2 separate regions of the Homo sapiens genome follow, and region 2 is linked to region 1. A link is an interaction called in ENCODE POLR2A ChIA-PET data of the cell type or tissue named here. Cell type or tissue: CD4-positive, alpha-beta T cell. All regions are shown on one strand. Each heading gives the region's core, and the rest is flanking DNA. Links, peaks and the distances in the headings are about the cores only. Region 1 has its middle 25 kb from the start of CCN6. Region 2 overlaps FYN (FYN proto-oncogene, Src family tyrosine kinase).

Region 1 (17,500 bases), core at 4,886-9,885:
TTGGCAGTGGTTTGAATGGCACCTAAACATGCTTCTCCTCCCTGAAAATACTAACCCTCTGTTCCAATAAAGTCAGTTTGGTTGTCAACTAAGAGGGAGCTGAAAAAAATTGAGTCCAGGACATAAATTCTGATGAGAGCAAGAAGGGGCAGGAATAGAGGGCCCCTCTAAGGGAGAGGGCCATGGACAGTTGGGATTACTTGATGGAGTGAACACCTGAGCTTGTCTGGGAACTCCTAAATGAAGAAAGTGTCGATAATGAAAGAACTACGAAGGATAACTTTTGTTTTACAACGTTGCCCTAGATCTGGCCTTGGGGTAGCTGATTAAGGTTCTGGAAATCAACAGCTATTGCCCTTGTATTCCAGATCTCAGCCTCACAAGCACCATTTATTTTGGAGGGGTATTTAGTATTGGCATCATGTTAAATTTCAGCTTGTTAAAAGGCCACCATGATAATAATTGAAAAAGTCCTGCTTGGCATGTGGGCTATGGGGATGTTAAAGCTACCTTTTGCTCTTTCTCCTTCTTTAACATATGTATTCCAGCTGAGCTGATAACCAAACCCCAGCCTCCTTCAATAAATTTATGTCACTGCTCTGTCCAGAAAGGGATATCTCCATATTTACAAGGTTTTTTATGCAAGAAGCAACCCTTTACCCCCACACCTTCTATTCCTTTTGTGGTTCTTTCTGGATTTACAAATGAAGCCTCTCCTCTTCTTTTTTTAATGGAGAATTTTAAAGGCCAAAGCGTTTTCAAATGCAGGGCAATGAAGCGGGCTGGTTTCTGGACACCAGACCTCTTCTGGAGGCCCTGGGTCTATCTCTCTTGCTGAACTGCAGGCCACTGTCCTGGGTAGCAGAGGCTGTAGCTGCCATGCCTATGCATTCACCCACAATTCCCATGGCAATGGCATGAAGCTGCATGACCTCATTGAGCCTCATGCTCCCTGTCTGTAAAATGAGGCTACTGGAAGCAACCACTTCACAGGACTCTTGTGAAGGTTAAATAATAATGCACAAAAAAAATCTGGTGCACTACTTATCACAGAGCGAGCACTTGATAAACGACAGTGAGCATCATCCCTCCAGTCTTGTCTGAGCATGGCCTGTGTCCTCCTAAGTGCCACAGTCATGAAAAGGTAAATATACTACTCTATGCTTGAGAAACTCAGGAGAGAACCTTATGATTTTCTTTAACTCCTTGAAAGCTGGTGCTAACTTACTTATGCCTCTTTCATTAGCATTAAAGGAATGCCTCGCACTTTCTCAAATCTGGAATTAAAATCAGAGGCTGCAGTCATTGCCCTGAGTTATACTAGGCATAAATAAAACTTCCCTGAGAAAGTTGGAAACTTGCCTAGATTGAGATTAATTAGCTCTGCATCTCCAGAGTGTGTACATAAAGGTGCACTGACTTCTCCCAACTTAGAAACCTTGTTATTTAAAGGCCTTTAGGTGTTTGGGAGGGGGCTGCCCAGCACATTGATAAGGGCTGTGGCATCTCTGCTTGTGTTTGGGGCTTATGTGAGGGTGTGGTCCATCTGATCGTCGTGGTTAAGAGTTTTGGTGTCAGCCTTCTATTGGGCGTTTTCAGAATGTAATCAGCCTTAGCAGTTTTAAGAAGGACTCACAAGGTAGACTTTGGGCAAAACAGCCGAGTAGGGAAAACTTTGGCATCCATCTTCTCTCTGTCGGATACTGGAATTCCAACTAGAACAGTTCCAATGGACATTCTCTCTGCTGTTCTAAAAGTTACGGGGTCAAGGGATTCTTTTTGATTGTGCCTCCCAGGGCAACGCATCTTGAAAAGTCGTCAGTGATTGCTGTCTTTCATTCCTTTCTCACATTCTTTCCTAATAACCTCTCCAATCAGACGTTTGCCCCACCTCTGCATTCAAACTGCTCTTGTTAAGTTCAACAGTGTCCTCCACGTTGCAAACCCAGTGCTCCGAGATTTCATATTCCTTGACTCATCGTTAGCATCTGACACTGGATTATCCTCTGCCATTCAGAAGCATTCTCTGCCGGGCTCCCAGGGCCTCTTAGTTTACCCTCCACATCTCCAGCTGCTTCTTCTAAGTTTCCTTTGCTGATTTCTCCGGGTATTCCAGACCTTTGGACATCGGAGGGTCCCAAGCCCCGTTTTTGAACATCTTTTTCTTTTTTCCTTTTAAAATTAAACTGCTTTATTGAGATATGATTGACATGCAAAAAGCTGTAGATGTAAAATGCATACAACTTGATGTGTTTGGAGATAAGTATTCACCTGTGAAACCATCCAACCATCATCACCATCAATGCTCTAAACTTATCCATCACCTCCAGAAGATTCCTCTCATTCCCTTTGTGGCTGTTATTATTTTTTCCTTCTGTGGTAAGAGCACTTAACATAAGATCTACCCTCATAGCAAATGTTTAAGTATACCAAAACAGTACTGTTAGTCATAGGCCCTATGTTGTATAGTAGATCTCCAGGGCTTATTTATTTTGCATAACTCAAATTTGTACCCTTTGATAAACACCTTCCCCTTTCTCCCTTTCCCCCTCCCTGGCAACCAGCATTCTACTCTCTGTCTGATTCCATGTATTTGACTATTTCAGATTCCACACATATGTGAGATCATGCAGTATTTGTCTTTGTGTGTCTAGCTTGTTTCACTTAGCATAATGTTCTCCAGTTCTACCCATATTGTCACAAATGGCAGGATTTCTTCTTTCTTTTTTAAAAACAGAATAATATTCCACTGTATGTGTAAACCACATTTTCTTTATTCATTCATCTGTCAATGGACATTTAGGTGGCTTCCATGTCTTAGCTATTGTGAATAATGCTGCAGTGAACATGGAAGTGCAGACATGTCTTTGAGATTCAGACTTCAATTTCTTTGGATGTACACCCAGAAGTAGGATTACTGGATCAAACGCTAATTCTATTTTTAATTTTTTGAGGGGACATCTTATTTTTCTATACTCACTTCTGAGGTGTTCCAGGCTTATGACATTAAATGCCACCTATATACTGATAAGTTATAGATTTAGGCCTTCAGCTTGTACCGCTTCCTGAAATCCAGACTTATATAGGGAATTGCTTATGCAGCATTGCCACTTGGATATCTGTGGTAGGCTGAATCATGACTCTCTCCAAAAGATATTCATGCCCTAATCCCTGCAACCTTTATATGTCACCTTACATGTCGAAGAGCTAATGTGATTACATTAAGGATCTTGAAGTGGAGGGATTATCCCAGTTTTTCTGGGTGGACCCTAAATGCAATCACATGTATCCTTACAAGAGGGAGGTACAGGGAGATTTGACATACTGAAGAGGAGAAAGCAATGTGACAACAGAGGCAGAGACTGAAGTGATGCAGCCACAAGCCAAGGAATGCTGGCAACCACCAGAAGCTGGAAGAAGCAAGGAACAGATTCATCCCACTGCCCCGGGAGGGAGCGTGGTCCTGCCAATACCTCGATTTCAGCCCAGTGAAACAGATTTAGAACTCCTGGTCTTTAGAACTCTGGGATAATGTTTTTATTGTTTGAAGCCACCAAGTTTCTGGTAATTTTTTATAGCAGCCCTAGAAAACAAATGCAATATTCAATAGGCATCTCAAACCCTACATATCCAGAGCTGAACTGCCTGCAAATCTGCTCATCTCCTTGTCCTCCCTGTCTCAGAGAAAAGAAAATTCTATTCTTTTAGTTGTTCAGGTCAAAAACCCTAGAATCATCCATAACTCTTCTTTTTATTTCATACTTCACGTCCTACTTAGTGAATCTTATTTGCTCTACTTTGAAAATATATTCAGAATCAACATTGCTACTGAGCCACTGTCACCTCTTGTTTGAATTATTGCAACAGCCTCCTAACTTGTCTCCCTGCATCCTCCTTTGCCTCAGACACAGTCTAGAAGAGACCGCATGGCAGCCAACGATCTTTCTTATGCCTCCCTGTTGCACTCAAAGCAGAAGCCACAGTTGTTACTGTGATTTCAAGGCCCTCTGTGACTTGGCCCCTAGTACCTCCCTCAACTCCATCTCATACCCTTTCTCACTCCATTTCAGCCACACTGGCCTGTTCTGTTCCTTCAATATTCTAAGCACACTTCTGCCTCAGGGCCTTTGCACTTGCTGCGTCCTCTGCTCACCTCCCAGATATCTGATGGCTCACTCCTTCACCTCTTTCGGATCTTTATTCAAATGTCACCTTCTCAGTGAGGACTCCCTGGCCACCTTATCTAGTATTGCATCCCTAGTAAATACCCCACCCCAAACATATCCATGCTTTGACTTTCTTTATAGCATTTATAACTCTCTGACATACTATATATAGACTTATTTACTTGGTTGTTCATCTTTCTGTCTTACTGGAGTATAAGTTCCATGAAGATATGGACTTTTGTTAATTTTATCTATTGTCATATTCCCAATGTCTAAAACTGTACCTAGCACATGATAGATGTTCAATAAATACTTTCGAATGACTGAATGGATTTCTAGTGGTGCTTTTGGCCGGGAAAAGAGAGATATTCATCCTCTTATCCAAGAAGACCCGTGGAACCCACAAACCTTTTAACTAATTAAGATTCACTGATGGCCTACAGCTAAGAGAGAGCCGTGTTGGTTAAGCAGAGGATCCTTTGTTTAAAATGAAAAAAATAATAATAATTCTTGAATTTTCTTTGGCCTCAGTCACTCTCCCATTAGCTGTTTCAGTCCTTCATTCTTATTTATTTCCCTTAAAAGTTTTCCTGCTCTTTTGAATTTCCCAGGTTGTGTAAGTTACAGGAACGCTAGAAATGCTCAAGAGAAAGTGATGAAAATCTAGAATCATTTTGCTTTTGAAGTTTCAGTATTAGGAAACAATAAAATAACATAAAATACTTTTCCCCATAGGTCACACCTGGCCGTGTGAGTGCCACAGCTCTGCACCATGCATGGGGAAGTTGCTCGGTATCTAGTGAATCCAAGTAATTGCAAAGCCACCTCACATTCATTGCTCTTGCTGGCCACCTGAGTGCTTTTGTGTATCCATGCTCTGCACTGAAGATAAATTATGAAATGTCCCAACACAACGATGGGTTGTAAATTAGGACTTATTATGTCAGAACTTGGGACATCTACTCCCATCACTGTCACATCGAATAGGAGAGAATTTTGAACATTATAAGACATCATTGGTCTTCTGTGCCAAGGACTGATCTAAGCACTATGTAAGTATTAATTAATTTAATTCTCATAACAACTCCATGAAGTAGGGACCATTACTAATATCATTTTTAAAAAATGAAACCGAAGCACAAAGAGGTTAATTTGCCACAGGTCATCTAGGGCTGCCATAACAATGTACTACAAATTGGGTGGCCTAAACAACAGAAATGTATTGTCTTACAGTTCTGGAGGCCAGAAGTCGAAATCACAGTCTCGGCAGGGATGTGCTCCCCGTGAAGATGCTAGGGAAAGATCTGTTCGAGGCCTCTCTCCAGGCTTTTGGTTGCTCGCTGGCTGGTGGCAGCATGATTCCAGTCTTCATGTGGCACTCTCTATGTGTGCATGTCTCTGTGTCCAAATTCCTCCTTGTTATAAGGACACCAATTCTATTGGATTAGGGGCCCAGCCTACTCTAGTATTACCTCATCTTAGCTTAATGAGTTACATCTGCAGTGGCCCTAGTTCCTTGTAAAGTCACATTCTAAGGTACTGAGGGTTAGGATCTTAGGAGGACATAACTTCACCTATAACAATTACTTGCCAGTTAGTAAATGGCAGAGCCAGGTCTTGAACCTAGCTCTGTTCTGTTGCCCCCCATGTATGGCTATGGTAGTGGCAGCTGTCATTATGTGAAGCCCAGAGTACTTATTCGCTTTCATTTCCTACCTTCATGGAAAAAAAGTATGTCATAGGAGAATAGAACTGTGGAAGATGTTTCCCAATTTTTATGACAGATTCTATGTGTTTTCGAGTGTTTGAATTGTATTTGTGACATTTTTGATGGCTTTCCTCTGGGTTTTAGGATTTACATTGGGGCATTATGGAGTACAGGATGGGGGCTGGCATGATTCCTCCTACCCAGAGACTAGCTGGAAAGCAAATGACTTATTCTTGCATTCCTTAACCAGTAAATAACTATCAAGGCCTCCTATTGTGCCTGGCAGCGTGCTGGGCACAGGAGTAGCTTGTGACCATATCAGACATCAGGCCTGTCCTCTTGGAGCTCACAGTCTTATTACCATAAACTGGGTCACTACAAGAGTGTGATAGATCCCTGGAGTGGGGTGAGCAGGTCACAGAGGCCCGAGACCAAAAAGGAAGGTGGCGGTGAAGACTCAGCTTTTAGTATTGATGAACGCCGATTACCATGCATGGAAAGTCCTGGGTACAGTTTCATATCTTAGAAGAAACAGTGCTGTGGATACATGTGGATAGCATTGAGATCACAGTACTTTCCTGTTACTGAGCGATGAGAAGGATTCAAAGAAGGTAGAGTGAGGGAAAACCAAAATGGCTGCTTTCCTGTGCCCCTTCTGTTGTGATTTTCTGTGCAATGCCTCTCGCCCCTCTGCCCTACCTGAACTCTGTGTAGCTGGGGTCAAAGGTCAAGCTAGAAAACAAGCTGCTGGAAGTGTCACGGCTTACACAGGGGGCATCTGGAGTCTGTTTCTTCTCCAGGTGGAATCCTTCTTTATCTCAGTCTCCAAATACTGGAAATCACACTTTCGGTCACACTCTCCCTTCTCTCATCTTAAAGCTAAAGGCACAGATGGCCCAGAGCACTGGTAGGGCAGAGAACACACCCAGGACAACTCTCATTTGTGAGAGAAGCCAATCCCAAATGAGAAGGTGAGATCTGGGGCAGCCAGCATGGTGCAGAGAGTGCAGTGGGGGGCCAGAAACACATCCCAGCCTGGAGAGAGGCAGGACAGGCGCTGACCTCAACAGGAGGGGCAGCCAGGGAGAGCCTGGGCACACCAGAACCCAAACCCTATGGTCATGAACTGGTTTTCACTAGTTCCTGGATGCTAAGGAGGTGGGATTGCCTCTCAGAGACCCATGTCTACCATCTGAAGTTGTATGTTTAGGGATTTCTACATGAGCGGTATGGTAACATTCATCAAATTCTGATTCTGGTTTATTGGTCCAATCTTTTCCCAAAGGATGCTTTTGGTACATTCTTAAGGTCCTTAATTAAATAACCCTCCCAGGTGTCACTTTAGTTGGTTGCCTGGATGGAGTTGACCTTACCTAATAATTCAAATCTACTCAGTGGCCAAAGTGAGAAAACCCAGAAAACTACACACCTTCCAGAATGGAGCTTAAACAAGGCTTATTTCAGTCTGAGTCTATTACACGTTATACCCCCACTTTACAGCAGGGACTGAGTTGATAATTTCTTTAACCCGCATAACACCAAACACAATGTCTTGCACATGGTAGGCATTAAATACATATGTTGAATTAAACCACATGTTTTGACGTTGTCAGTGAAACCTGCATATACTTGGTAGGGGTTTTCAGACACCCTGTTCCATCTTGCCCCATAAGGCTCCCAAGATCTATGAATTTTGACTGTCTAACCACATCCTGTTGTGCATGGGTACTTGCAGCCAAGTGCTTGCAAAAGCAGTTAACACTAGTGATAAAAGATCACCCAAGATAATGTTCTATAATTGCCTCCAGAGTAGGAGAGCTATTGCTGCTATTGTTTGGAAATTAAGTACAAGCTGAGATTATCCTTCCTGAATTTAGAAGAAGGCAGATTCCAAAAGTGTCTCTCATAGAAAAAAATCTCAGCATTCAAATTGGACTTTAAACACTCACATCTTGACAGGCATGATATCTGATACACAGAGTAGATAGCCCCAGTTAAATAACATGCTGCAGATCCATGTGTAGATTCTAAATCTTAGTGAAAAGGTCAGAGGACTGCCACCCTCCTCGTGGGAGCTTTGAGTATCATGTGTCTGGGTGGTGAATTCCCAGGTTGGACTGGAGGGGTTTACTGTCCTCCAAGAGGCAAAAATTAGGAGAACTTGGCTTCAGTCTGCCTTTGCAATTGCCTGCCTCTTCTTTTCAATCCCCCCTCCCTTCCATCCAGCCCTCAGAACTCACTTTAAGAACGTGAGGGCCTCGAGGTCAAGAGATCGAGACCATCCTGGCCAACATGGTGAAACCCTGTCTCTACTAAAAATACAAAAATTAGCTGAGTGTGGTGGCATGCACCTGTAGTCCCAGCTACTCAGGAGGCTGAGGAAGGAGAATCGCTTGAACCCGGGAGGTGGAGGTTGCAGTGAGCTGAGATTGCGCCACTGCACTCCAGCCTGGGGACAGAGCGATGACCTCTGGGATATCTCCCTAGATACTGAAGTCGATGAAGCTTGGACAGAGTAATGGGTTTTGGATTTGAACTCAATGATTATATCTAAAAGTCACTACTGGCATCTCCTTCCTTTATATTGGACAAATAAAATGCAAACCCAACTGATACAGCTAAGAAGTATGGAATCCAGAGAAGCCACAGACTTACACCAGTGTGAAATGATCGTTCGGTCACGTGGCACAGAGAAAGTGCAAAAACATGGAGTCTTCGTGGAAAGGCCCTGCTTGAGCCTTTCTGTCTATCTGTTACACGTTTCCTTTCTCAAGCGTCTTACTGCTGGAGTCTCGCATTGTGGGAAAGGGAAGAGCTGTCGAAGAAAGGCCTTGATGTTCTTAACTGCTCCGAGGTTAAGAGCAGTTCAGACAAATTTAATGGAAAGACATTTAAAGGATCTATGGCAAGAATTATGCTTCCATTGTGTGCAGCCTGCTGAATTCACCGCAGCCATTTTGGACAACGCCCTCTGCTGGTGGTGGTTGCAGACTACTTGTTCATTAAGACAAGGACCTCTGCCCAAGTAGGTTTTTTCTTGTTACTATGTTGGAATGATTAAGATTGGGCTCGTCTACAAAGGGGCAGCTGCTTTAGAACTGGTCTGAGGGTCCGACAGATGTGTTCTGGTGTGGGTACAGATAGAAGGCAGGAGGAGTAATAGGAGAGAAATGCAAGGTGCCTGTAGTTCTGTCCAGGAAGTTTTCTGAAGACATTTCTTCTGCTGAAGACTTTGCTTAGGAGGCATCCTCCTTAAACCAGCACATTCTTCATCTGAAAGACTTTACTGTTTAAGATTCAGAAACCGGCTAATTTACTGCTCACTCTGCAAATGTTCTACCCGTTCTATGTCTTTGACTGTCAAGATAAATGAGATAGACTAGAAAGCATCTGAGAGTTAGGAAAGCACAAGGAATCATGGCATTTAAGGTGTGGTAGTAGTATGAATTTCTTTTGTTTTACAGAAGAGGCCTGTTTAGTAGGTCTCCTGCCTCCATGTCCTCTGTGGCCGCTCGCCCTGGATACATTTTTGGGTGGAAGGAGAATCTGTTTCTGTATTATTCTGCAATTAGCATGGCCTGGTCATTATGTCCCAAGCACTGTATTCTTCCAGCGTCTACTCCTCTGTTTCCAAGTGATCCAGTAGATCCAGGGAGGCAAAAGGTCACTGTCCTCATGGAAAGGTTAGACCTCTATCCATCCACAGTCTCAGAATAATTCTACAAAGATGTAAATATCATAATTGTGTTTGGGCACAATTTGAAACTTAGGACTGAATGATTTAGAGAGGATGACTGTGTCCTGGGTCTGGGACAATATGCTTACTTGAAATCATTCATGCAGGCATGCATTCAACAAATAGTTTCTGGACACCTACAGTTGCCAGACTATAATTAAAGGCCTCGGATCCACTCCTCTCCCTCTTCAGGCTTTTTGTGATATGGCCCCACCCTACCTATCGGATCTTTTTTCCCACTCAGGCATAACCTGCTTTACTGGCTCTCAAACAAGTGTGTGTCTGGAAGGTGTGTCGCTGCCCGCCAGCATGCTGTGTGTGCTGTCAGCCAGGCCTCCCATCTGAATGTCACTGGTCCTCAGCATGGTGCACACACAGCAGATCTCCAATAAATCTTTGGTTCATTGATTAATCTGTAAAGCTACCATTGTTGAGCATCTGCAAAATCATCAATAAGGAGTGTCTTAGCTCCCCGATGCGACAGAAACAGGACATATTGAGAAACAGAGGAATTTAAGGCAGTTTCTGCTTTGAATTTGAGACTGAAGCTAATTCAAAATGCTGTCAGAAATTTGGAACCATTTTGCTGGCTAGAACTTGCTAGTGAAGGCATAGAGAAGCGTGTTTCCTTTTCCTTAGGGCCCATTTATAACATCCTGGAAACTGTCCTTGGATCCTAAGTCTCTGCTCTCTGTGTGCTAAGGCCTCCCTCTCTAACCCCTCACCTCCTCTCTGTCAGTTTGCCCTCTCCCCTAGACAAAAATAAACCTCATTACTTTCCTGTAAGTCTTACCTTTCTCACCTCACCCAGACCACTGTCTAATTTTCTCCTTTCCTCTGGTTCTTGGAGTTCATTACCATCCTTTTTCCCATTCCCAGAGATGGCCTGAACTCTCACAAACATCAAAATGATCTTCCTCCAAAGTATTTACTAAGTGGCTTTCTGCATGCAGTGCTGTGCTGGACAAACACCAAATAAGTTCATAGAGCAAGGTCCACACCCTTCGGGTGTGTTGTCTTTCTGTAAAGGCCAACAGGGATGGGATGTCGAGAAGTTTTGGTTAGTTAATAAACACAGTACTTCTTTCTTTTCGTTTTATTTCTCTTGTGCATGACCTCTCTCTTTTGTCTGTAAAATGGGAACAAGATCACTTGCCTCACAGAGCTGTTTAGAGGAGTAAGTGAGGTAATTTACCCAAAAGTACTTGACAACTATAAAGTTCCCTTGTTTTTATTTTTACCACCTGGCATAATGCCTGGAATGTCAGGTGCTTGGTAATTCTTTTGTTGGAAGAATAAGTGAATGAAATTTTTAAAAGTCTCTGCACTCTGCTAGAATCAGGTTGGAAAGTGACCATACACACTCATGAAATACCATGAGAACCACATATAACAACACCTCACTTATTGAGATGCCTTTTTTGTGTAAAAGCAATTATCTGGAACATAGTTAAAAAGCAATGTTCCCAGAGCAGCCAGAAAAATGTCCTTGAACACATGTAACCAAGTGTATGCCCGTTATTCATTAAGAAGGTCTTGAAACAGAGGCTACTTCGTTTTAGAATTGTATTCATTCTTTTAACAAACCTGCTTCTCTGGGATCCCAGCCCTACAGCAACATTTTAGGGTAGAAATGGAAAGTGGAATCACCTGTTAAAGGGAACATATAGCTGACAGGAAGTATCACTGCAATATAGCCTTCTATAAAAATACATATTTTCAATAATGGCCATTTGTGATAAACTAAAGTCCAAACTAGATTTAGTATCTTCTGAAGTCATTCGTGTTAAATAATACATTTTAGATGTGTTAAAAAGGAAAGGAATATATGCTCTTAAAATATTAACTCCAGTGGTCAGAAAAAAGCAAGTTGCAAGTAGCGCGCAGCATGACTGTCAACAAATGGGAAAGGACACTGTCCAGGTTCAACACATAAGCGTTGGAGGCTCAAGCAGAGGCTACTCACAGTGGGTGCGTTCCCCTGGAGGGGAGAATTTGAGCAGTGGCAGCAGCTGTGGCAGCAGGTGCCTGCTGCTGCGCTCGGAAATACTCTCATTGCCTTGTCTGTATTAACACATTCAATTCTTGCAACTGACCTATCAGGTAGCCTTATTATTATTATCCTTTTCCAGATGAGAAACTGAGAAGAGAGAGGCTCAGTAACTTGCCCAAGGTCACACAGGAGTGGAAGTGAGCCTATGCTACTCATCACTGTGCTAATCGTTTCCCCAGGTTTTAAAAGAGAAGAATAAAATTCACTGGTGAGGAGAAGAATAACAGGAGCAATGCATTGAGCAGCGACGGCAATGGGAAAAGGAATTATTAAGATGATGCTTTAAAGTATTGGGAGATTTAAAAAGCTGCCATGTAGTTTTTTTGTAAGATAAAGAAAACTCCATGAAAAAAGTGTAGATAGGGTATTGCCTGAAGGATGCACTTAAAGAGACCATCATTCAGAAATGGGGTGACTATGTAACATGGGTGACTGTGATTTCATAAAGCTCTTGTTTCAGGTGAGTGTGTTGGGATCTGGTATAAAATATTTTTCTTCCTGGGAATCCAGTCAAGAGACTTTGAAAGTGCTTGCTCTATAAAGTTAGATGCCCCACAGGGACAAAGCTGGCAGGAGTGGCCAGGGACCGTGGGTCAGATTTGGTGTCACATTGCTCACTGATTCCATTTGCTCCAGTGACTCCTTCTGACTTAGTAGTTCCATCTGCCTTGCCTGCTCGTATTTGCAAAGGGAGGGACCATATCTGACCCAAGTGCTCAGGAAAGCATCCAGATGTGTGTACGTTTGCAAAGCTGTTCTTACTGGATACTGTGTAAATGCGCAGAAGACCGCTCATGAGATAATACATTGAGGGAGAGCTTACTATGTTAAGGGCCCTATGTTAGGAGACCGAGTTCTGCCATTTTTGGTTTAACAAATAGATATCTGATGTAACAATTTCAAATGGCAGAGAGAAAAATTTTATTTGAAAGGAGAGAAAGAAAACAAATCCCTTCCCCTCTCTATCCCATCCCTCGTATATCCCTTCCCCCCGTATATCCCTTCCCTCGTATATCCCATCCCCCGTATATACTTTCCCCCATATATCTCTTCCCCCGTATATCCTGTCCCCCGTATATCCCATATCCCTTCCCCTGTCTATCCTTTCCCCTGTCTATCCCTTCCCCTGTCTATCCCTTCCCCTGTCTATCCCTTCCCCTGTCTATCCTTTCCCCTGTCTATCCCTTCCCCTGTCTATCCCTTCCCCTGTCTATCCCTTCCCCTGTCTATCCCTTCCCATGTCTATCCCTTCCCCTGTCTATCCCTTCCCGTCTATCCCTTCCCCTGTCTATCCCTTCCCCTGTCTATCCCTTCCCCTGTCTATCCCTTCCCCTGTCTATCCTTTCCCCTGTATATCTCTTCCCCTGTCTATCCCTTCCCTTGTCTATCCCTTCCCCGTCTATCCCTTCCTCTGTCTATCCCTTCCCTTGTGTATCCTTTCCCTATATATCCCTTCCCCTGTATATCTCTTCCCCTGTATATCTATCGCTTCCTCTGTATATCTCTTCCATTGTATATCCCTTCCCCTGTATATCTGCAGCTTGACAAGCTTCAGTTTGAGGGCTGGCTTTAAGTCTGTTTTCATTTCCAGTGGGTACGCTTCGAGTTGGCACACAAATTCAATGTGTGAATGGTGTGGGAGTTAAGAAAGTTGCATTGCTATTTCTCTTTTCAAAATTAACAGTGGAATCCTTATGTGAGCCGTGTAGGCTCCGGAATGTGCCACACACTGTTCTCTAACTGCATAATTAGGGAGTTCTCCATAATAAAGTAGTCCTCATTCTTGCCAAAATTGGTGCCCCTCCTCCACACCCTCCTCTGAGAGGCAGGAGACTGACAGCTGCTCTGCAGGCTTCCCCAGCTCCTGTAATTTCACTGTCAATGTAGCCTCCACATCCTGGCTATAGGGTTTCTCAGGTGAGGCTTACTGATTGAGTCTGCCTGCTCTGAAGTCCCTGTCCCCTTTAGTTTCCTGGCTTTTCTGAATTCACCATGAATACCTCCCTGATCTACATTCTGTGCACATACACTCCTTGGCAAGTTCAGTTCCCAGTGGCTTTCTGCTACCCTTTATAGAGAAGACCTTTCTACACAAATGTGGTCCTTCAACCAGCAGAAGTGGCATCATGGGAGCATATTAGAAATGCAGATTCCAAGGGCCACCCCAGCCCTACTTGATCAGAACCTGCAGTCTAACGAGCTCCCCCAGATGATTTGTGTGCACACTGCAGTCTGAGGCGTGCTGGGTGTATACTTGGGAGCAGATCAGAAGGCAGCCTAGGTTTCTATCTTCAGTCTTGGTCAACCAATCAACTAATCATCTAATTAAGGACTACCTTCCTATAAGGATCATCTTTGGTATGCTAACTGTGGAAATCAGAGTAATAAAAAGGTACCAGCCCTGGGGGCTCCCAAGTAAAAACTTTTCTCATGGCGATTGCAAGATTAAGGACAGTAACATGGCCCAGGAAAGTAGGAACATGGGAGACATCTGATAATTCTGTGGCCCCTGCGAATGCAGAGGCTGTAATGCAGTTTAGGCTCCTGCAGTGACCTATCGGGCTTGTCTTACAAGCACTTACTGTGGTCAGTGCTGACAGCAGAGAAAAAGACATCTGATTTTGGTTTTTGATAAAAAGCCATGGCTGGGGCAGGTGGGTGTGCAGGCAGGCCCTGTGTCCTGTTGTGGCCTTCGCATGGGTAATTTAAAATCTCTTCAAGAAATTCATCAACTAGAAATTTCTAACTATAAAATTATGAAGAAATCATTCCTCAAGGATATACTGACCACATATTTAAAGTGTTTCTTTTAGGCTGGGTGCAGTGGCTCATGTCTGTAATCCCAGCACTTTGGGAGGCCGAGGTGAGTAGATCACCTGAGGCCAGGAGTTCGAGATCAGCCTGGCCAACTTGGTGAAACCCTGACTCTACTAAAAATACAAAAATTAGCCAGGTGTGGTGGCAGGTGCCTGTAGTCCCAGCTACTCTGGAGGCTGAGGCATGAGAATCGTTTGAGTCCAGGGGGCGGAGGTTGCAGTGAGCCAAGATCGCACAGCTGCACTCCAGTCTGGATGACAGAGCATGACTCTGCCTCAAAAATAAAAATAAAATAATAATAATAAAAACAAATTGAAAAATAAAGTATTCCTTTTAGGTTCTTAAAGTCCTGTTTGGCGCTTCACTTTCCTATGCTTCTATCATCCAACATGCTTTCAAGGTTATTAATTCTTTAGAAATGTGTTTCCATTAACTTCTTTCATTTCCTTTCCTGTGCCATCCCTAAAGTCCAAGCTATTATAACTTCTAATTATATCAGTTATGAGATGACTACTTGTTTCCACAGTATTTCCCCAAACACATCTTAAGACTGTCTTTAGCTGCACAGAGTTTCCTAAGATGATGTTTATCAGGCTACTTTCCTGTTTCATAACCACAGTGATGTTCCATCTAAATGACTCTCCTTTATCTTCAGTGCTTCGGTGACCTGGCCTCATGTCACCCGGACAAACTTGGCATGTACATCCAAAATATTAATCAAGATTTCTTTCCTAATATCATCTCTTGGCAAATAGAAAGTCACTTTAGATATGTCTTTACAAAGCTGGGTGCCTTTTGAAAAGCACTGGTAATGTGTGTATTTTCTCTACTACTTTATTTGGAAAAAAAGTTCACTGCTTGGGGATCACATTTTAGACTGAAATCAGTGCTAGCTTGGGATGCTTATTGAGGTTACCTGTTCGAACAAAAAAAATGTAGGAAAAGACATCAAATACTAGTAATTACTTCTGGGAGTGTGATCTTACTTCTAAGATTTTAAAAGTGATTATTTTTGAAAGATTACTTAAAAAATACAGTAAGAAGGTACTTTGTGGAGATCATGAGTATGCAACTACAGGAAAAAGGTTATAAAAGCTAATCTAATGGGGTGGAACTGGTAAATCGTGGCTTGGATAAAATATTTAATAACAGCTTCATCCATGGATTGAAGTAATGCCATATATCCAATATCTTAGATGACTGTAGAGATGAGGTACTCTGTAAAATTGTGATAGATGACTCAAAATATGGCCTTAAGGGATCATGGTGATTCACGAGAAGAGTTTCAAAAACTGATGTATAAAATGTGATGGAGAAAAGTATTGTTTGTATGTTGTATAAGATATGACTGTAAACAAGCATGTGCATTCAAGGAAAGCCTTGCTGCCCACACATTGACACCATCAGGGCCTTCCTCAGCAGGGTTAGCTACTAGGCCTCCCTAGGCCGAGGTCTCACTATTGGGCCAGTCCACATCAGGTGACCAAGCAAGGTAAAGACATAAGGCCCTGGCCACTTTGGCTTCACTGAGGGTAACTCTGGTAGGCAACATTTGCTCCAGAGCTCTTTGCAGGGTTAGTGGCGTCTTTGTCAGGCTTGTTTCACAGTTTAATATCTTCCTCTGCTAAATCCTGCTTCTTTTCTCTTTCTTTGACAGGTATTGATCTCTAAAAAGTATTTCACATTCCAAACTCCATCTCAGCATCTGTTTCTGGAGAATTCAGTTTGTAACAGCATGGGTGCTACATTAATAAATATTACAAGGAGATGTTGATTAATTTATCTACCTCCTTACCAGTTTACACATTCAGGTTGGCTACTAAAATTTTTCTTTAAAAATTATCTCATTGGGAAAACTGGGTATCACCTTATGAATAAGGTCATTTTTTATTGCATACACTCAGTATTCCCATTGATACTGTATTGAGGCTGGTCCACTCACTGTCCCTCTTGCCCCATGCCCTATCCCCATATCATACCCCATTGCACTCATTCCTGCTCTTAGGTTCTGGCTCATGCCAATTCCTCAAAGTAAATTTCTGTTCTTCTGCTCTCTTGCACATGTAGACCCTACTCATTCTTCAAGGTCTTCAAAGAAAGTACCACTTCCTCCACAAAGGCCTCTTTGACTTATGTAGCCTTCTCTTTTATTCCTTAATTTTAAAAAAATTAAATGTTATTTTGTTTTAAAAATGCAACTCAGTTCAGTGCAGCTATTTTCTAATTGTTTCATGTGAATTATATCTCCCAGTAACTAATACAGCACAGAGAGCATAAGGTAGTTACCTGTAAAAACACTAGTCAATTGATAAATATTAAGGAATATCCAAAAAGTTTAAAGTTTAAATTATACCCTGAGAGAGCAATATGTTCCAAAGCCTGTTTCCGGGATTTTCCTTTTTCTTTAAAAAAAGTTTTCATGGTCAAATTTGTTTGGAAAATGTTGCCTGTCGTATCTTCCTACTGGGGATGAGTGCACTGGGTAGTTAAAGGATTGGAGAAGTTGCTCAGTAAATAAATCTGGTTGACTTTAACCCAAATTACTTTAATAAAAATGCATTTATTCCCTGTTTTAAATAGCATCTATGAGCATCTCTGTGGAATTTGTGTTGTGCGGAACATACTTTGGGAGTTGTGTCCCGGCAGATAGCAGAGACCTAGATGCCCATAGAAATAGACTCCATGTCAAATAGGCTGATGACTGGCACCTCCAAATCTAAGGGGGCACACGCAGGCTTGCGATGTCACCATTGCAGGCACAGGAAGCCAGCTGATGATGACTGGCACCTCCAAATCTAAGGGGGCACACGCAGGCTTGCGATGTCACCATTGCAGGCACAGGAAGCCAGCTGAAGGAACAGTGGGAGGAAGAGCTGGCAGTTAATGCCAGTGACTCATGGGAAAGGGTTGCTTTCGGGTAGCCAGCCGCAACCCTGGCTGCACATCGGAATCACCCAGGGAGCTTTAAAACATCCTGACGCCTGGGTCTCACCCCTGGAGACGCTGATGTCATGGGTCTG
Region 2 (12,292 bases), core at 7,146-12,145, 270 kb before region 1:
TAAATATTTGTTGAGAAAAGAAATTTTAGGGATGCAGGCTCTTCCTCTCTCCTCCTTTCCTCATTTTCTTCCCTCCTTTCCTTTCTTTGTTGGCCAGACCACCTAGATTCATGCCAGTACAATTCATGTCATTTTTTTTTTTTTTTTTTTACTAACATTGAAGGCAAGTTGGGAAATTTTGACTGAATTGCTGAAACAAAGGGCATGCGTTCCCGCCATTCCATACTTCTAAGGAACTTATTTTAAAAAGCAAGAAAGGGGCAGCAAAGTCACAGAACAATGAAAGGACACAATGGCCACCTTCACTTTTGTTGAGACTGGAGAGATGGGAGTCGTAGACATGAATGAGTGCAAGCCTCAGTGGGTCTATTGTGCAAAATAAGTTTTACTTGAAAATGGAAAAAATGACCCTGCATTTCTCTTTGCCATTATCTACAGAGTCACACTGGAAAAAAACACCAAGAGAAGCAAAGCAAAAAGAATAGTTTCTATTGGCCTTTCCTTGGCATTGTATACTTTTATTCCTTTATTCTTTTCTTGCTCAACCTCATTCCCAACTATTTTACTATTTTGGGGGCACTGGGGACAGAACTTCTGGGAAACATAACACGCATTAGTCCATTTGTTTTCTCTGTGAATTCTTTTCAGCATCTTTGTGTAGCAACAGGAAGGATGTGGGCTCCCTTTCAGATTCAAATGAGGCAAATCAGCCCTGGCTCAGGTTGACAACATCATGTTTATGTTACACTGTGGCCTCAGAACGCCAGAACTGCTGTCTCTAGGTAGAATGGCCATTTTGTCCTGGGGCTTAATGTCTATTTTTAACATCAGATCCCTAGCCCATGTCTCACAAAAACAACAAACAATTAACAACAAAAACCCCCCAAAACTGCTGACACAGTATAACTACAGCATACTATTTTATTAAGAGAATTCTGAGTTTTAGAGTTGAAAAGATCAGTGTTTTCAAGGTATTCAGAGATATTTTAAATCATATAGGACAGATGTGCAGAAGTGGCAGTGTCTCCATTCAAATTCTTTCTTTTTTTTTTTGAGACAGCATCTTGCTCGGTCATCTAGGCTGGAGTGCAGTGGCACAATCACAGCTCCCTGCAGCCTCAACCTCCTGGGCTCAAGCTATCCTTCTACCTACGCCTCCCAGTACCTGGGACTACAGTTGTGCACCACCACATGTAAATAATCTTTTTTTTTGGTAGAAACAAGGTCTCACTATGTTGCCCAGGCTGGTGTTGAACTCCTGAGCTCAAGCAACCCTCTTGCCTCGGCCTCTCAAAGTGCTGGGATTACAGGCATGAGCCACCATGCTTAGCTTCAGATATTTCTTAAGCTTTTAGAATGTGGTAGGAAAATCCTACCATGTATTTTTCTCAGATTTATATTCCTAAGCATGTAAATCAAGGAGTAATAAATTTATAATATAAACAAATATAAGACTTTATTTTATAAAACTGGATGTTTATTACTAAGGCTTCTACCAAAAGTTCAAAGCAAAACCATGGAAGAGAATGTGGAGTGGTGCTAGACAAATATGTTAATACTGAATTTGGGAACTGAGTCTATTATTAATTCTATTAGTCCAACTTCGTGATCTTGGCAAGTTATTTATCCTCTCTTAAACCTCAACTCCATCCATTCCTCCATCTATCCATCTACCCATGATCCATCCAACAAATACATCCTCTCTACTAAATGCTCAGCCCTTGGTGAATTAAAAAGATGAATAAGCTATCAGCCCACTGGAGCAGCTTTTGATAAAACAAGTGTACAAATAATTCTATGCAAGACAATTGTCAGTTGGAAGTTGTAGGGTGCTAACAGGAGCTTAGTGGAAAAAGAAGTCACTTCCAATGGAGAGATCAGTCAAGGCTCCATTGAGGAGAGACATTTTGTTGTTTGAGAAAGAAGCAAGATTTCTAAATCTAGAGCAGGGTTGAGACATTCCTGGCCACAGGAAAAGCCAGGGCAAAGATGGGCATCAGGGAGGCATGGAAGACATTTAGGGAAGAGTGACAAGTCCACCAGGTGGAATAGGGTCTGAGTGGGGAGGCAGTGGCTCCTCTGATCAGGCAAGCAGCCAAGAGAGGACTTGGACTGAATTTGGAGCTCAGAGGGGAGGCTCTGAAGAGTTCTAAGCAAGAATGACACTTGGTCTGGCAGCTCCATGCAGAATGGCTCTGCCACAAAAGCACCTGAAAGATGCTAGGAAGAAGTTTTAGCAGTCCAGTTCAGTGTTAATAATCTTGCTTTAGGAGGGTGGTGGTGAGGGTGGGATGGAGGGATAGACAGGGCTGTGAACTGGTGGAATGGAACTGGGCACTTACTTATCTCTAATATTCAAGCTTCCACATTCTAGTATTTGACAGTTTAGTGTAAGTGGGGGAAATTAACTTGAATGCCCCCAAAATAGAGGCAAAAATAGCTTTGGATAAAATTTAGTCCCATTTCTATATATATTGAAATCTCAATATCAATTAGTCTTACAGAAAAAACTGGTCTTGCAGAAGAAGTGTCAAGGCATGATATATGAAAGACAAGCTGTATTTAGGTAAACCTACTAAAGTGTTTTAGCATTTGGTCTGATCCTCCATACAGGATGCTTTCATAGGAGGAATAGTCATGCCACTTTCTATTTTGACAGGGGTCAGAGAAGTGTGGTTCTTTACAGATTTCAGTAATGCATTATCCAAAAAGGCCTCTCATAATACCTTTGGGAATAAGATAGGAAAATGTGGGCTAGATACTAGAACAATGAAGTGAATTATAATATTTAAGTGGGGCTGATTGGTGAGCTCAGGTCCACCTAGAAGGTGGTCTCAGGAGGCCTAAAATGGGGCTCTGAGCTCTTCAAAAACTTGTCAACATCTTAGATGAAGATATTGAAAATTTGTATGGTGAAATATTCAGATGGAACAAACTTTTGAAGGGACAGGAGTGACAATCTCAAGATATAAAAATATCTTGGTAGGCTGGAGTATTAGGCCACAACTGACATGATAAAATTAGTAAGGACAAATGTGAGGGCCTAAACCAAAAAAAAAAAAAAGTTGCCTAAGTACAGGACGGTGGACATGTGGTTTAGCAGCAGCATGTGTAAAAACAATTTGTGGGGAAGTGTTAGCTGAAAGTAATTTCAATTTAAGTCAATTGTTTGACATGGCTGCTTAAAAGTGTGATCTAATGTGGTATTTACTGAAATACAGCATTAGCTCCGGCCTCACTTAAGTTGGGATTCCAGAAACACTGAGAAACACAGGTGCTTTTGATATAAACATGTTGGGTATAGTTGCTTAACAAACCAAGCTCAGCTTAACCAGAGAGAAGTTTTGCTGGTCATCATGGAGGCCCTGCCCTTAGCCAGACTGAGCTAGGGAGGTTAGTAGGAAGAAACAGTGAAGGACTCACCAAACTAGAAGCTACACTTACCCATTCTATCCATTCTAGTAAGACTGAACTTTGATTTTTTTAAATGCAATGATAATAAAATTTTAGGCAGCAAGAGACAGAGCCCGGTCAGAAGGACAATACTGTTCCTCTATTCCTTATCAAATTCAATGCTAGGCAATATGAAGATATTTCTTTTATCGTCTGTCTGAATGTGGAACTCTTCTACTGTCTGAATATTTCTGGGCCCCAAGTTGGGGTTTACTTTCTTGATGGTTGGGAAGAATCATTTGGGTGAGGGGTACTGTGCCCATGACCCACAGCCAACTCCCGGCATGCACAGTAGGGCACCTCTCCCACGGGGAAGGAGGTCTTCGCAAACCTTTTACTACCTTTCTTCAATGTATAAACTGTGATCTCTGGAACTTTCAGACATAACACTTACCTCATGTCGGCAAATGAGAAGCAAGTTTCTCCTTATTCTCTATTAGAAACATAGAAAGCAAGCCAGCATAATTTCTAAACCAAGTTGGATCTTTCTTTAAAAAACAGGAAATTTGTTGCTATGCGTTGTTTTCCTTCCTTGAGCAGTATGCTGTTTATCTTCAGGAAAAGGATCACACAGATCCTGGTGTACATGCTTATGAACAACAGGCAAGGGTTACAGTCGCTCATTCTCATTTGCTTTCCTTGAGGGAGAGAAATCGTATGATGGGTTCAGTTGGTTTTGGCCTTAATATACAGTAGTTTCCTGAGAGGCTTCCTTAATAGGTGCCCACTAAAACATTCCTTAACACAAACACACAAACACACACACAACCTGAGTGTGTGTGTATAATCTGACAGTCTCTCAAAGCATGACCACACAGAATTTAGAACTTGTTAACAGTAATACGATGTTAAAAGGACTCGAAATTCTGTTGAGAAAAACTAATACAAACACTGGAAATTGTTGTGCTTAGACAAGAAAATTTAAGCTGTTTTTTTTTTTTTTTTAAAGAACGGATGGGTTGTATATGGCAGAATTTCTTCTTAGGATTTGTTTCTAATAATGAGAATGTCCCAAAGATGGTAAAGAATATCTTGACAATAGAGATTTCTTGGCAGAATTTGGATGAACAAATACTGGCTGGACTAGATGAGCTTTAAGGCTCCTTCAAGCACAGGAAAATCATAGCTATATGATTTTGATACTTTTTTTGTTTTTCTAAAATAGCCCATAGTGTGGATGCTAACAAGGTAATCTGGAAACAAATGCCTTGAGACAAGGGCTTCTGAGAAACTGGATTCATAGCTGCTTAGAAGCCAAAATAAAAAAAACCAGTATTTTGAGGGAAACTGGATAATGCCAATGGAAAGTTCTTTAATGTTCTTCCTGGAAAATGGTTATAACCATTTATAAAGCAAATCATCAGAATTTTAAGGGCAAAGTGACACATACAGTGAGAGATTTTAATAACACCTCTCTTGAAGAGATTGACAGATTAATAAGGATATAGAAGATGTGAGCAACAGAATGAAGAGATTTAATCTAATGGGCATATTTAGAACTCTGTCCCCACAGCCCCCATCGGAGAATATGCACTAAAGAAATTCACGGAATATTTAAAAAGAATTGACCATGTCCTAGGCCACAAACCAAGTCTCAATGCATTTTGTGGAAATAGTATCATACAAACAACATTCCCAGACCACAACAGATTTTTTAAGTTAGAAATCCGTAACAAAATGATTACTAAAGACTCTCATTCATTTGGGAATTCAAAATGATGCTGCTAATAAAACTCATGAATCAAAGAAGAAATAATTATGGTAATTACAACATTCTTATAACTGAGTGATGATAAAAATACTCCATATTAGAATATATCAGATTTCACTACAGTTTTATTTAGAATAAAATACTTAAATCTTGTCCTAGAAAGAAAAAAGGACTGAGAATTAATGAACAAGTATCCAACTCAGGAAGTCAGAAAGTAAATAAGAGTACATCCAAAGAAAGCAGAAGAAGAAAATAATAAAGGGTAGAAATTAAAATCAGAAAACAAAGATACACTAGAGAAGATGAACAAAGGAAAAGCTATTTATTTGGAAAGACTAATAAGAGCCAAATCTGATCAAGAAAAATACAGAGATGTTACAAATAATAACATTAGGAATGAATGAGAGAACATAACTACAGATTCAGCAAGGATTAAATAACAGCACACTACTATGAAGAAATATGTGCCATTAAGTTTGAAAATTTCAATGAAATGAAGAATATCACAGAAAAATTCAAATTATTATTCTAACAAGACAGAAACCTGAATAGTCTAATAACCTTTAAAAAACTGATTCATTAGTTAAAAAGCTTCTCATCCTTCCACCCAAAAAAATCCAAAAACCAATAAACACTAGGTTCAGATGGTTTTAGAGAAAAAAAAGTAAAAAAAAAATCTGTGTTTTAGATCAAAACCAAAAAAAAATGCAGGAGATAGAAAATGGAAAAGCACTAGGACTATCTCAGAACCAAATCCAAGATGGTAGGAAAAAGGAAAATTATGGACCACTCTCAGATATAAATACAAATGTAAAAATCCTAAATAAAATATCAGCAAACAGAACCCAACAATGCATAAAATATATCACGACTAATGTGGATTTTTGCTAATAATGCAAGGATGATTTAACTTTAAAAAATGGATGACAATAATTCCTGTACTATCCGATTAAAAGAGAAAACCCCAATGATCTTATCAATAGATACAGAAAAGGCACTCAGTAATAATTAACACATTTATAATTTTTTAAAATAGAAACTTTTAGCAAACTAGGATCAGAAGGGGACTTTCATAATCTAATAGAAAGTATTTACCAAAACCCAGCAGTAAGCACCATACTCAATGGTGAAATGCTAACAGCCTTCCCTTTAAAATCAGTAACAAGCTAAGGATCTGTGCTATCCCTACTTCCTATCCCCGCTATCCCTACTTCCTATCCCCTGTGCTATTTCCTGCAGGTCCTAGCCAGAGTGGTAGGAAAAGAAAAAATAAATATATAAAAGATAAAAGATTGAAAAAGAACAAAAACTTGTAATTATTTATAGATGGTATGTCTGTTACACAGAAAAACTAAGAGAATACAGATAAATTATTAGAATTGATAAGAGGTTTCAGCAAACGGCTAAGTATTAGTTTAATATGAAAAATTTTATTTCTATCCACGAGCAACAGTAAGACAAAGTTATTTTAAAAAATTGAGCACTGTGCTTATATTTCTTGACCTTCATCTCCTGCTCTTCAACAGGCACCTCAACCAGATAAGCACAGGATAATAAAAAAATTTAAGACAAACAAGTAACCTAATTATATTGTAAAACTCTGAGAGGCAGGGAGTATAATTTCATGGAAGACCTACAGGATTCCTCTCTATTCTATTCCCATGGAAAAATTTCACTTAAAAAAATGAGGCGTTGTAGATGGGGTTACTTTGAACTGTGGTGAATCACACTTATTCACTGGAAAGACACATAAGCAGGAAGTCCAGGCCTCTGCAAATCAAACTCTGCCTAAAAGGAAAAATATGGCTGATACCTTCTCTTCTACACAGCTTACAATAAAGTCAGCAGGAAGTGGCCCTCCAAAATGGCATCCCACATCAGGAAGGAGATGGATGCTATGAAGGGAGACATTGGTCAAGAGGTAGGCAAAGCTCTTAAGAAAGCTCTTGAATGCTTGGTTCTTCATTTACATGAAGATAATAGGGAGAGTTACTTCTGTTGAAATTTCACTACAACAAAACACAGGATGTCATTTAAATTCTAAGAACTTCTTGATCCAATTGCGTTCCCTGTACTCTTACTGTATATCCAGGTATGTCCATCGGCATGGGGGCCTGGTCAGCTCATGTTTTTAACAGTCTTAGAGAAGGAAACTATGGCACATACGATTTCTTTTTTCCACAGAGGGGTTGACTTATTACCATTTTTAATGAAGTGACAAAAAAAATGAGATAAAAGGGTAGAGAATGTTCTATATTCACGTGGATCTTGCTGGACAACTCACTCAATAAAAACATGGTTATCTGAAAACACTAGATTCTGATGTTGTTTTTAAAAATATGTTAAAAGCCTAACTCACTGGAAACATCAAAATAAGCAAAGATAGTAGACTGATTTTCTGTTTGATTAAATATAGTACATACCTATAATGGAATAGTATATAGCACTAAAATCATATTGCAACATAAATTTAGTGACTAAAAAATATTCACGGTGCACTGCTAAGTTAAAACAAAGTAGGATATAAAACATTAAGTCCAATTTGAAACCATGTTTTAAACATTCCTAAATTTGCACCGGGAAAGGACATTCAACAAAATACTAATGATGTGCGTGACTATCTCTGTGTGATGGGTTAATAGGTGACTTTTGTTTTGTTCTGTATCTTTAAGTACTTTACACTAGGGGTGTATATTAATGTGGACGTTATTTAAAAAAATCCACCATAATGAAAATGCCTAGAATTCACATCATATACATTTTTGGTGGTCACCAAAACATTCACAAACCAAGTATAGTTTCATGGCAGTGAAAATACCCAACAAAAGCCAAGTGTCCTGCTGATTGTTAGACTGGAGGACGACCTTTTCTCCTGAACTCCTGTTCTCCACTGGGCATTTGCCCTGGGGCATGGCTCAGTGCCCCCAGGAGACACTGAAATGGCTCAGTGCCATCCCAACAAGATGTTTCCTTCCTTTGGCTTACTCTCATACCATCAGCGGGGGACAGTGCAGACTGCAGCCCAGCATTTAGGACGGCAGGACAGGAATGAAAATTCTGGGCATGAACAAAGCTCCACTTACCACCTCCAGAACGCCGCTTCTCTGATTAGCAACTTTCTCCGATCTGAAGCGTGGCTTCCCAGCCTTCCACACCAGTGGCCTATATCTTTTCCACCAATCTCCCACTGCCCCTCACACACTCTCCAGCCAGGATGGAATGCACCTCCACATAACTGTCCATGCAGTTCCCACATCTTGTCCACCGGCCAGGCCCATGCGAGTCTTACCCTTCACGTAAGCCTCCCTTCTCAGCTCCTCAGACCTGCGCTGGTCTCCCCCTCTCTCAGCTCCTTGGCTTATACCCAACACTTGATCATTTGCAGGTGAGACAGTCACATTGTTTAACTGTTTCCTGTGCATGGCAGGGTCTGGTAAGGGTTGGGGCCAAGAATCTCTTTGATTCTTCCCATTGCCTTCTTCTGGCTTCTGGCACAGGTCTACAATATAGTAGGTTCTCAAAACCAGAACATAGATCTTTTAAGGTGGAGTGATTTCACTGGCACTTTTCCTGACAATGATTTTGTCAGCAATCTCTTCCTTCTGGTCTGCCTGTCTGCCTCTCTTTTTATGCTTGTCTCATCCTTAAGAGCAAAGAATGGCATTTTTCCTGCTCACTCTTCTCAGCTCATAAACAAATGGCTTCCTCTCTACTCCAGCCCTCGTGCAGTGGTGCTAACCGAACGGAGGCTGTCCACAACGGTGCTGGGTCCTCTCGCCTGCTCACTCCCAGGCACCCAGGCACTCGGTGCCCATTCTCATCAAGGACTGTGGATCTTTTGGTTCCCCCCCTAGGGGTTCTTGCCCTTCAGGACTTTGGTGGGCTATGTTCCACATTCATTTACTCACCCACTCATTCAGCACCTAGTTCCTTAGTGCCTTCTGTGTGCCAGGCACTGTTATGTAAACTCACTGTTGTATGTCTTGTCTCCCCACCTACATTGAAAGCTCCCCGACGGCAACGATTATCTGCTACGATTATTTAATTGTCACCAGAGAATCTAACACTGTGTTCAGAAAGTGAAAAATATTTACCTGACTGAAAGGAGAAGGAGAAAAGGAATAAAGCAGAAAGCTTCAGTTTTCATTCGATTATTCTCTCCGCTGTGGTTTGACTAGAGATGGCGTAAAAAGATAAGGCAAAACTTTGACTCTAGCAGACTGAGTACAGCCTTCATTTTTTTTTTTTTCTGGGCCTCTGTCCAGACCAAATGAGACAGTGACGTATGTGAAAACATTCTTTACGTTGCAGAATATTTTACAAATATGAAGTGTCATCATCATCACGATATGCGTCACCCATACCGTACTGTGAAAAGTTTGATTCCAAACAATAAGCAACCAAATCACCCCATTTTGCAAGCTCCTGCAACCAGCAGCATAATACAGCCAGAAAAAAAAGCTGACAGCCTGACAAAACCCAAATGGAAAATTAAAATGAGCAAGAACAGCCACACACCCAAAGAGAGAGCAAACCCGCACTGCTTGGAGGAGGAAATCCTCTAATTGCCTCCACACTCCTGCTCGCTTCCATCTGCTTGCATTTAAGGAAACCCAACTACTGGGCTCCTCGCAGCTGTAGAGAAAAAGATAGGCATCCTAAGTGCCTGGATGGCTGCAGCAGGCAGGGACCGACAAGAGGACAGAAGATCCACAGGCAAGGCTCAACAGCACATCTAAAAACAAATTTAATGTGTGTTATGCAAAATGGCAAACCAGCTCCCCTGGCTGTGAGGTCACATGAAATAATAACGGAACTCCTTCTCAGGAGAAAGGCAGCAGTGGCGTGTGTGGGCAGGAATGCTGCAGCGCGCTCCTCACACAAAGAAGCCCATGGGCCTCCCCTCAAGCTGGGAGTTGCACGGAGCCCAGGCTGCAATTAGGTTTCTTGTGGGGAAGTGACTGGAGACATAGGCACCCATGTTCCTCACTGTGGGGTAACTAAATCGCCTTTGGCAAAACTTCTTAAGTGCAATTATAGTTTTTAGAAATGCCAACCTTTTGATTCCAGTCTCACTTTGACCATTTCTCCCCTGCTCTTCCTATCTGAATCTCACCAGTCCCATTCTCCAGTCTGCCCTCGGCCTTCTCCCTTTCTGGACTGCTGACCACCTATGCTCAGGACCTTACTGTGCCTCCATAATCAGAGGGATCCCCTAAGGTGCAACCAAATTGTATAATTTAAAAAACTCCACATCTTGGAGAGCAGGCAGTTCATTGTGAGATGATGAAACTGTGGTGCAGAGATGCAAAGACACAAGATGTGTTCACATCACCAGCCAGTGGCAGGGACAGGGCCTGACAGCAGATATCTACAACTCAACATACATAATACAGAAAAAGGACACTAGCACTTGGTGGCACTTGTTACAAGCCAGAGACTAGGCAGGGAGCCTTCACATTCTTTATCTGAGTCCAAACCTGACATTAATCCTGTGAGCTGGACTAAGAAGTTAAGCCACTTTCCCAAAATCTTGCAGCCAGTAATGATGCCGATGAGATTCATTCCCAGGTCTGATTGCAAAGCCTGTTCTTCCTTCTAGCCTGTACTGCCAAAAGATTTCAGGGTGAAGGAAGCTGATGGAGTAGTTAACTCATGAGATGGGTTCCTCTTTGTGGCTGTATACCTGCTCGTGGTCTAGTGAAAGGAGAACAGTTAATGAATGGTATGAATGGCAGTGCACTGGAATTCTGGAAGATGAAGCTGGAAATCAGTAGGAAAGGTTGTTATTGAAAATGCCTTGGTTTCCTGGTGTGACCATAGTTTTATAATTTGTGGGGACCCTGGAAGATTCTAGAGAGGTGGGCTTTGTATCTCCAAGTGGCTCCCTCCTCCACAGCAGTCTAAAACCAGAAGGGCAGAGCCTTCCGGGGCGACAACCACTTGGCTTCAAGCACTGAAGGGTGGAGTGGATGCTGCCATGGCAGGCAAGCTTAGGAGGAAGAACAGTGGCTGCTGGGACCTCCAGGACGCTCTGCAGGGTTGTGAAAGGGGGCTGCTAGCTGCTTGCCCAGGGTCTCCTTGTACTTTTAGCAAAAAAAATGCTCTCGAGAATCCCCTGGACAGGCTATCTGCATCCAATCATCATTCCCAATGCTGAGACTGCTCAGCAATCCCTGGTCAGCTCACCGTCAAAGCAGGACCTGCATTACATCATGGAGGAGTGTGGGTGGCTCGATGTTTTTTATGTGAAGAAATTGGTTATGCCCTTCCGTGAGAAGGAACAGCTTCAACACGTAGGCTGTGTGTATGCAAAATGTTCCTTTGGGTAAATGGTAAAAAGAAATCATCATGGAATCCTATCTAAGTGGCTTGAACTGGAAAAAATAACTTGTTCATTTTATCTGGCTCTGGCTTTCCACGAGCAGCAGCGGTGAGGAAGCTTCCTGAGCTGTTGGCCACAGCTGGGGGCCACCCTGGGAGAGGCTTTGCTTCTGCATCTGGTTTTCTCAGTTCCCTAAGACCTCACCAGTTAATGCTCATTACTTATACCTCTAAGTAATGTCTATTTTATTGTAAACGATAATAAAATTCTAAGCCCCCCAAGTGACTAAGTGGACCCTCCTCTTGACCATGGGGATCCAAAGAAACCTGGAAAACTAGTTCAGGCCATGAAGGGAAGGTGGGGGTCAGATATGCCTTGTTATACCCTCCTCCCTTTGGAGTTCAGGCACAACTGGCTGGCATGAACATTAAAACAGAGACCCTAAGGCTGACAGAACAGACTCTTATAGCAATATGATACTAACTCCAACCTGACACTAGCATAACATCACATGACAGATAACAGGCCCTAAAAGGAAATCAAAGTATTTTACCCTAACATATATTTCCCTGATGTATTTTGAAATGGCCCTGCAAAGCTGTGTCTCTTGTGGGGGAAGTCTGCATGCAGGGGTGTCCAACCTTTTGTCTTCCCTGGGCCACACTGGAAGAACTGCCTTGGGCCACACATAAAATATACTAATGATAGGTGATGAGCTTAAAAAAAAAAAAAGTCCTTGCATAATTTTTGTGATATCTGCCACCTGCCACCACAGGTAACTAAAAAAGTCCTCGCATTCAAAT

Evidence for each region. Peaks named below come from ENCODE experiments on the same cell type or tissue, not always from the same donor. Only the 100,000 strongest peaks of a DNase experiment are listed, where the experiment ranks them.
Region 2: POLR2A ChIA-PET joins it to region 1 with 5 read pairs; 3 of 35 experiments call an interaction of 5 or more read pairs at or near these places.

The regions. Positions count from the first base shown.
Region 1 is chr6:112,020,557-112,038,056 of GRCh38, forward strand. No RefSeq gene overlaps it. Among named protein-coding and RNA genes, the nearest start is that of CCN6, 25 kb to the right of the region's middle. In CD4-positive, alpha-beta T cell, for the core only: CTCF peaks have their summits at 8,873 (motif pointing left) and 9,073; DNase peaks (open chromatin) are centred at 7,555 and 8,855; H3K27ac peaks cover 3,848 bases.
Region 2 is chr6:111,750,587-111,762,878 of GRCh38, forward strand. The region is part of intron 3 of FYN (FYN proto-oncogene, Src family tyrosine kinase); the gene reads right to left. Among named protein-coding and RNA genes, the nearest start is that of FYN, 120 kb to the right of the region's middle. RefSeq lists an enhancer at 382-954. In CD4-positive, alpha-beta T cell, for the core only: no CTCF peak of the experiment used is centred there; DNase peaks (open chromatin) are centred at 8,535, 9,445, 10,510 and 11,505; H3K4me3 peaks cover 3,032 bases; H3K27ac peaks cover 5,000 bases.